Linked DNA regions of Homo sapiens: region 2 is linked to region 1. A link is an interaction called in ENCODE POLR2A ChIA-PET data of the cell type or tissue named here. Cell type or tissue: MCF 10A. All regions are shown on one strand. Each heading gives the region's core, and the rest is flanking DNA. Links, peaks and the distances in the headings are about the cores only. Region 1 overlaps PTTG1IP2 (PTTG1IP family member 2). Region 2 holds the start of LOC124901839 (small nucleolar RNA U13).

The links. Peaks named below come from ENCODE experiments on the same cell type or tissue, not always from the same donor. Only the 100,000 strongest peaks of a DNase experiment are listed, where the experiment ranks them.
Region 2: POLR2A ChIA-PET joins it to region 1 with 6 read pairs; 4 of 35 experiments call an interaction of 5 or more read pairs at or near these places.

The regions. Positions count from the first base shown.
Region 1 is chr7:90,471,678-90,476,082 of GRCh38, reverse strand. The region is part of intron 1 of PTTG1IP2 (PTTG1IP family member 2); the gene reads right to left. Among named protein-coding and RNA genes, the nearest start is that of PTTG1IP2, 4.2 kb to the right of the region's middle. RefSeq lists a silencer at 974-1,268. In MCF 10A, for the core only: no CTCF peak of the experiment used is centred there; DNase peaks (open chromatin) are centred at 1,072 and 2,052.
Region 2 is chr7:90,605,476-90,609,880 of GRCh38, reverse strand. All of the region lies in intron 2 of CDK14 (cyclin dependent kinase 14), which reads right to left. It overlaps LOC124901839 (small nucleolar RNA U13), which reads left to right and starts at 2,773; the gene lies at 2,773-2,877. In MCF 10A, for the core only: no CTCF peak of the experiment used is centred there; a DNase peak (open chromatin) is centred at 2,490.

The sequences.
Region 1 (4,405 bases), core at 138-4,137:
GACTCTTCAAGTGTCCAAATGTTTTTATTTTGTATACCTTCTAGAGCACAGCTGGCTTAGTCTGTTAATATGTTCTAGTTTCGACACCATTTTCTTTTCTTCAAAACTTTAAAGATATTTTTCTTTTTCTTTTTTTTTTTTTTGAGACAGAGTCTCATTCTGTCACCAAGCTGGAGTGCAGTGGCGCGATCTCAGCTCACTGCAAACTCCACCCTCCTGCCTCAGCCTCCCAAGTAGCTGGGACTACAGGTGTGCACCACCACGCCTGGCTAATTTTTATATTTTTAGTAGAGATGGGATTTTGTCATGTTGGCCAGGATGGTCTCTATCTCCTGACCTCGTGATCCACCCACATTGGCCTCCCAAAGTGCTGGGATTACAGGCGTGAGCCACCACGCCTGGCCCAAAGATATTTTTCTGTGTATTTTTCTTTAATTAGTTCCTCTCTTCCATTTCTCTCCTCCTGAAACTCCTATTACATTAATGTTGGCATGAACTCTTGTCTCTTTTTTCTACAGGCTATCTCTTGTTCTTTTGTACTGCATTCTGTAAGAATTCCATGGCTCAATTATTGAGTTTGCTAATTCACTCTTTAGCTATGTTTGTGTTGATTATATTTTTAATTTCCAAGATTCATCATCTTTTCCAGAATAGTCTGTTCTTGTTTCATGGCTATCTCCATGAGAATACTAATTATAGTGTTGAGAGAGACATACATCCTAGACCCTGAGCATCTCTGGATTTCCTTGCTCAATGTGCCAAACTTCTTGGCGTAATTATCCTCTGACCCTGCACTTATTCTGTATCTGGTAACATAGTCAATTAAATAGGTCAAGGCAACCACAGTGTGACTATAGTCACAATTACTCCCCAGGGACTAGATTTTTTACTGCTTGCCATAAAAGTTCATAAGCTCTTAGTCCTGGGTTCCTTAGCTCCAGTTCATCTGGCTGCATTCATAAGCACAATCTGGATACATTGCATTGCTCCATGGGACTTGGGGGCAGGAGATTTGGTGCTGCCATACTGACGTTCCTGCTGTTGGCTGTGCTATGAGTAATAAACCGTCTGGCACTGATCCATTGAGTCTCACTGTCTACTTTTAGCACCTTTGGAGTTGTGGCAAGCCAATCTACTTGCCAGCTTAGTCATTTCCTTTGGAATCTTGTTAGTCCTTGCCATTTTCTATAAGAGAAATTTCTAATTTTGAGGTGTTTTTCCCCTCTCTTAAATGTGTTTTAATAAATTGGTTCTTTTCTTTATTGGATTTCATGATTCTTGATTGTGTTAGCACAATCAAGTTAAGATTTAGGTGTATGTATATAGGCTATTTCCACCTCTGTGGTGTGGGTGAGGACTGGGACATGCTGCCAGATTCAGTGTGTTGGTAGTATATCTTTTCCTGCCCTTCCAGGCCAATAATTCACACTCACTGTTAACCTGGGGCAGTTGCCTCTGCTGCCTGCTTCTTGAGATAATTTGAGAAGGTGGAGAGGCAACCAGCTATAGTGCTCTAAGATCAGCACCCAGGAAGCTGCTCCACAACTCCCTCCTGCTCTTTGTATTCAGTGCTGCTGAGCTTGGAGCAACCCCAGAAACCACTCTTACATTAGTCTTCTCTTATGTGTGTTTTAGGCTGTGGCTTTCTCCATTGGTCTGATCTGAATTGCTTTCTGTTTCTCAGGGATTCTTAACATTTTCTGGCTCTCATGTTGTTTTCCAGCACTGTCATAATATATATCTCTATAACTAGTCATGTGCTGCATAACTATATCTTGGTCAACAGACTGCATATAGGACAGCCATCCCTTCAGATTATAATACTGTATATTTTTACTATTCCATTTCTATGTTTAGGTAAGTTTAGATACACAAATACTTACCATTGTGTTACAATTGCCTGCAGTATTCAGCATAGTAACATGCTGCATAGGTTTGTAGCCTAGGAGCAATAGGCTAATCTAGCCTAGGTGTATAATAGGCTATACTATCTAGGTTTGTGTAAGTACACTCTATGACATTCACACAATGATGAAATTGCCTAACTATGCATTTCTCAGGATACACCTCTGTCATTAAGCAACACATGACTGCATAATGTTTACTGAAAACTTACCATGTACTAGAAAATGTTCTGAGTGCATAACACAGATTAACTCATTTGATCCTCACAACAACCATTTACAGAAGATACTATTTTATTCTTATTTTACTGATAAGGAAATTGTGACACAGAAAGCATGGGCCTAGTAAGCAACAGAGCTGGGAGGTGAGTCCAGGCAGTGTGAGCTGCTGCCTGTAATAACTGTGTTCTTCTGCCTCTCTGGTGAAACAAGTACTGTCAGAGAGGCGCAGCTAAGTACAGGAGCAACTATTCACTCAGATTTGGTGGACTAAAGGAAGGCATCATAGAAGAGGTGGAATCTGATCTAGGCCTCTCAATATCAGAATTCAGTTTTACATCACAATTCAGTATAATGTCAAATCCCCCATTTCTGCTAGTGGCAGAAAACCATAAACTTGCAATCTAAGTTCAGTCAATTAATTCATCCTCCTTTGAATAAACATTTAGCTAAATGTAGGGTTTGCTCCTTCCCCATTTACCTTGGGGATGCTATACTTTTCTGGGAGCAAAGCCTATGTGTTGCCCTGGCACTAGGGTGTGACTGGACTGAGTCCCCTCCTCCTTCCTTGCTAGCCTCACTGTGTGAATCTCACCTGTCCCCTTCTTAGGGAGTGTCATGTCTAGCATCTGTGGTCCTGCTGTGGTTTCTAGACGTGAGGTCCAGTATTCTCTGTGAAAGACCTTTCCCTCTTCAATTCTGCCAGCTGTCACAAGAGCTGCCTTGTCTGTACCCCACCCACTATATTGGGAATTTTAGGGCTCTCTAATCTTTTCCCTACAAAATTCTTATGTCCAAGGGATTATGACATGCAGTCCTTGAGTCCATTTGCTAAGATACTTCTTCCTGCTACTATTACCTACTGTTTGGGAGCCATGTTAGCTTCATGTTATCTATGAGACCAGTGGATTCAGAGTAAACTCTAGAAAGTGAGTCACAAGTTCCTAATATTTTCAGATTCCCCTTCAACCCATCTGAGATTTATATTATCTCACCCTTCCTTTACCTCAGCCAGAAGTGGTATACCAGGTTTCTCTCCTGGTTCCCCATCAGCATTTAAACCTTAGTGTCAATGCTGTAATCCTCCTAATACCTGCCTGCTGGTCAAAATCTTAAAGCACTTTTTGTCTTAAAGATGGCTATATGAAGTTAGGATCCAACCAGGAAAATAGAAATCACTCTGTGTATATATAACACTGGGAACTTAGTACCGAGATTGGGTATGCAGGTGATGAAAGAGGCTGAGAAGTTTACCAGGGGAAAGAAAGCGAAGTCCAACCTCCTCCCAGATAACAGTACCCCCTAGGCTAGAGGACAGAGGAATGAGGCAGCTACCAGAGCCCACCACAATAAGTAAGCTTAGAGTATGTGACAAATATTCTTGGTGTGTTCACCATTAGCAGAAATAAACAAATGAAGAGAGAAAACTCGGAAGCCTTGCCTTATATTCAAATTATTTGGCCTTCAATTTATTTCCTTGGAGCTATCTGCCTTTTAATTTCATTCTGATATCTTGCTATCGACTTCGAGGCTTGTTTCACTGAATATTTCTCGTTTGATTGTTCTCTAGCTCAAAGCACTTGTGGGAAATTTTCATGTTTCTTGAGTTGTGTTCTCTTCTAGGGTAGATTATTTGGGGTGTGTGTGTGTGTGTGTGTGTGTGTGTGTGTGTGTGTGTGTTTGCATGCTATCGTATACTCCTTTATTTCTTTATTTTGCTGTGCAGGGTTTACATAGTTGCTCTATTGTTTTCATTCTACTAATGCTTGCACAGCTCTGTTCAGACCTTCCATTTGTTCTGATATAGTGTAGGTGAGATCCTAACCACCTTACCATGATCCTTGAGATTTTTTTCAAGAAGCTACAGTTTTATGGCATTTTATGTTCTATTCACTCCATTGTTTTCAGCATTAGACAAGGGGGAGAACTCAAATGAGGCTGTGCCAGGCTTTGTTAGAATATCTGACTCTGCTCTCTCTTTTGAGGTTTGTCATTTTCCAGTGCCAAGGTTTGCTAGAGCTTATCAGAGGTGTTTCCCATTTCCATGAAGGGGTATCTTTGGACTCTAGATCCACCCTCAAATCCAGCTTGTAACGCAGGAACCTGAGTTTCCTTCAGAGAGTCAGGCCCTCTCTCTTCAGGTCCTCATTCCACCTATTTCTCTGCAGTAGCCATTTCCTCTTCTCATCTTCGGAATAAGAAAAAGAATGGATACCCCCTCAACTTGTTTCTCTCCAGATTTGGGAGAATTAATAAAAATTATTGGATTATAGTAACTCACT
Region 2 (4,405 bases), core at 256-4,255, 130 kb before region 1:
CACTGAGACAGCCCTTAATGGTGATAGTCAGGGTAGAGAAAAGACTGAACCAGCTTCCACCATGCTCAATAAATGGAAAAGAATGACCAGAAATATCCACAAATCATATTTGTATCTAACCACTTGTATTAGTCCATTTTCACATTGCTATAAAGAAATTCCTGAGACCAGGTAATTTATAAAGAAAGGAGGCTGAATTGGCTCACGGATATGCAGGATGTACAGGAATCCTAGTGACTTCTGCTTCCAAGGAGGCCTCAGGAAGCTTCCAATCCTGGCAGTAGGCAAAGGGAGAGCCAGCTTCTTACATGGCAGAAGCTAAGAGCAAGACAGCGAAGGGGGAGGTGCTACACACTTTTAAACAACCAGCTCTCACAAGAATTCCCTCACTATCACCAGAACAGCACCAAGGGGATGGTTCTAAATCATTCAAGAAGGATCCACCCCCACAATCCAATCACCTCCCACCAGGCCCCCCTTCCAACACGAGATTTGGCAGGGACACGATCCAAACCATATCATCCCTAGATTCTGGTTCTCATAAAAATCACTGCATGGCTGTATGTGATGGCTCACACCTGTAATCCCAACACTTTAGGAGGCTGAGATGGGAGGATCACCTGAGACCAGGAGTTCGAGACCAGCATGAACAATATGGTGAGACTCCATCTCTACAAAAAATACAAAAATTAGCCAGGTGGTGGTGGATGCCTGTGGTCCCAGCTACTTAGAAGGCTGAGGTGGGAGGATAGGTTGGGCCTTGGAGGTGGAGGCTGCAGTGAGCCGCGATGGCACCACTGTACTCCAAACTGGATGACCAAGGGACACCAAGTCTCAAAAAAATAATAATAATAACTGCCACCTTTATTATCTCTGGTATTATATCTTTATATAAAATAACAAAGAGGGACATGGACTAGAAGCCAATATCATTGTGCACAGTCTCCACCTAACAGAATTGTTATACTAAATGTAAAGTAAGCAAGTTAACCTATAAAAATGTGCTTGGAGCACTCACAGACCAGATGTAGAATTTTTTTTAATTTTATACGCTTTGTATACATTTTCCTAGGATTTGAAAAAATAAAATAGCTGGAAAATGACAAAATAAGTGCTAGCAGCCTTCTACTTCACAAACATAAAATAACTCACCAAAGCAGAGAAGAATTAGAAAACTCATACACGGTCACCCATTTTTAGGAAACAAACTAAGTGCTTAATTATCTGGATTATATGCCATAAACATATGAAATTCTTTGCATTTCAAAGGTTTATTCTAATTGCTAAAAATTTTGTATTTCTCACCAAAGAGCCAGGCAGAGCCAACACTTTGTTCTGGCAATCATCAAAGCTAAAAAACAGAGGGATAAAGCAGAACTGCATGAGTTAACCTTTTAATTTACCCATGAGAACAATTCATGAATTGCTGTAGCTATCACCATTTCCAACTATTTCCACATACACATACACATACACTTAATTAGAGCTTTTGTCTCCAAAGTTCAAAAGGTTTTACGCGTGGTAATTTTACATTGGTGGACATTATCTGTATTTTCTGACCTTTCATATATTAGGTATCATTAATATTCTAAAATAAATCATTAAATCAAAAATAAAATTCAAAAATTCACCAGAAATCATAGTGTAGTTATTGTTCATTATTCCAGGAAAAATGGGGCCACTTAAGGACATGGTCTGGTCATTTATTAGGAACAAAAGGGTAAAAAGACATTTGGAAATTTCTGCAGTCATTTCACAGGTATGAAGTTGATGCTTTACCCAAAACTCTCATCACAATGTCACTAGAAACATTATGTCCACTAAAAACTATGACACAAAATACCAATCTTCTTTCACCTTCAATCTAGCTTAACCATGTGTTTCTCCAATAATTATGTAGCCCCTTCACTGTGGCCAAGTACTATGTCAAACCCTTCCAAACATCAAGAAGCTGGGAGGGGAAAAGGACTGAAACTAATAAAATTTTACTTGGGATATTTTAGAAATGATTAGTCCATCCAAGTAAAATGTGTAGATTTAGACCACAGAACATTAAATGGCTAATATTGTAGTCAGGGACCAAATACACAATGAATGAAAAGCAAAATGATCATTCATAGAATGTCCCCTCTCCAACTATGACCGCCTTCAGCAAAATTCCTATTGTTTGCTTATTGTAAATACCTGAAGCCCTCAATACTTAACTTCTAAACTGTTCAATTAAACACACACACAAACACACACGTGTGCTCACAAACACAGCCCAGTTTACAACAAGCATAGTTCCTGAATATAATTCCAGTCTGGTTTTGAAAATTAGCAGATTAGACTGAAATCATGGCATTTCAGTCTATGATTAAATAAGTCTGTATTTCTTTTTCTGCTGTGTTCAAGGTCAAACATTTGACACATACTCTAGAGGCATCCTCTACATGAATCAGGGAGTTGTTACCAAACTCCAGCTCAGGCACTCTCTGGAAGAGGCCACTCCTTGAAATAAGGAGCCTTCCAGCTCATAAATACTAAGGAGAGTTGCCACACCTTATTGCATACCTAAGAAGCTGACCCAACCCTCAAAGTTTTAAGACTAAAATCTGAATTGATTCCAATGGACTGTAGAGTTCCCCAGCTCCAGGAGAGAGAAGGTAAAAAACAAGCGTTCAAAAAAATTTCTACTATTATAATCTGAAAATGATCACAGAAGAACTCAGTTCCTATGTACATAAGCAGAGTTTTAGTGCTCTTTTCTGATGTGATAAAATTGTCATTTTGATCCTTTTGTATAGTTCATAAGCGTGATGATTGGGGTTTCACCTCATGTGTAAGATGTGCCTCCCTCAAACCTTACTACAAGGTCAGTACATTACCTGTCTGACATAAAACATGAAAAAAAATTGTAATCTTATGTTGGTTGTTACATTATTTAGAATCCTACATTTAGAGCTAAGAGGCAACTTGAAGATCATAGTTCAACTGATTTTACAAATGAGAATGTCATGGCCGGGGTAAGTTAAACGACCTGCCCAAATAACTAGAAAGTGGCAGATGAGAATCCACATTGCCTAACACCTAATTCATCACTCTCTCTACTCCTCTACAATAGATATTTACTCACATTCAATAGATACGTACTGAAAGTTAACTACGAGCAACACACTCAGGGATTAAAAAGTGAATCCAATCACCCCCATACGGAATCTAAACAATGGTGGGTTTTAGATAATATTTTCTCAGTTTTAATATGCAAGTCATCACATGAAGCTTTAGGTGAAATGTTAGAGGAATATCTGAAATTAACTCTCCTCATAGCTGTAATTCTTCATTTTTAATCCTTCTATCTACTCTGTAGCCCTTCCAACTACAGAAGGTGGATGTCAAAGTGAAAGCATCAATGACGATGATGATGGTGATGATGAAGGCAATGAAGATGATAACACCAATTATGAGCTATTCACTTTTTGTGAGCCATTATTCTGAAACCTTCATATGCATTACCTTATTTAATTATCTTAACCCTTAAAGGAAAGATACTATTATTATCTCTATTTTACAAAGGATATGAAATTAATAAGTCAAATGCCCAAACAGAGGGTAGTTGAATTGGGGATTATACCCCGGCATGCCTTCATTACCACTATCTCCCAAGATTTTCTGGCCTTGAGTCTTTCCTTCATTAGCTGGAAATGACTTGCCCCTTCTGGATCTCAATTTCTTCATCTGTGTAATGATGGAGTGGGAAAATTATTATTTCCAATGGATCTTCCAAGTAGAGCATTCTGTGATTTACTGATTTGTGATAGTTTACAATCTCTTGTGGCAGAGGAAGGAAGCCACTTTGCAAAAGCTAAGGATGATTTTGACCCAAATTACAAACTCCAGACCTTTGACTATACAGAGGTTTCAGAATAACAGAGAGAGGGAGTAGTTACAGGTTTGACACATCTTTAACCTTCAGCTGGGCTCCAGCCTCAGGTGCTTTTTAAAGCTAATCACTAACAACAGTGTTTAAGCAAGAAAAAAGGTTTTCGAAATGCCTAATGATGATTAGGAAGAGTTTGTAAAAACATGGGAAAATATAATGTTATCATATCAAAGAAAAAAGCGGGATATAATAATGGGCTGCTTTTTTTAAAACACGGAGAAAGAAGCAAGAACATTCAACAGTTGTTGTATCGGGGTAACAGGATTTATGAGATTTTTTCTTTCTCCTTTTCCTTATTTCTCTCTTTTTATGTAAGCTTAAATTATCTACATAATTAGAGGGGAAACTTTCTTTACAAAGAGAAAAATGGTACCAAATATTCTCATATTGATTGCTCCTGAAAAGAAAGAAAACACTCTCCTGAAAAATATCTCAATAACAACACTACCGAAATTCCAGAAATACATGTTTAGAGGAAAACTC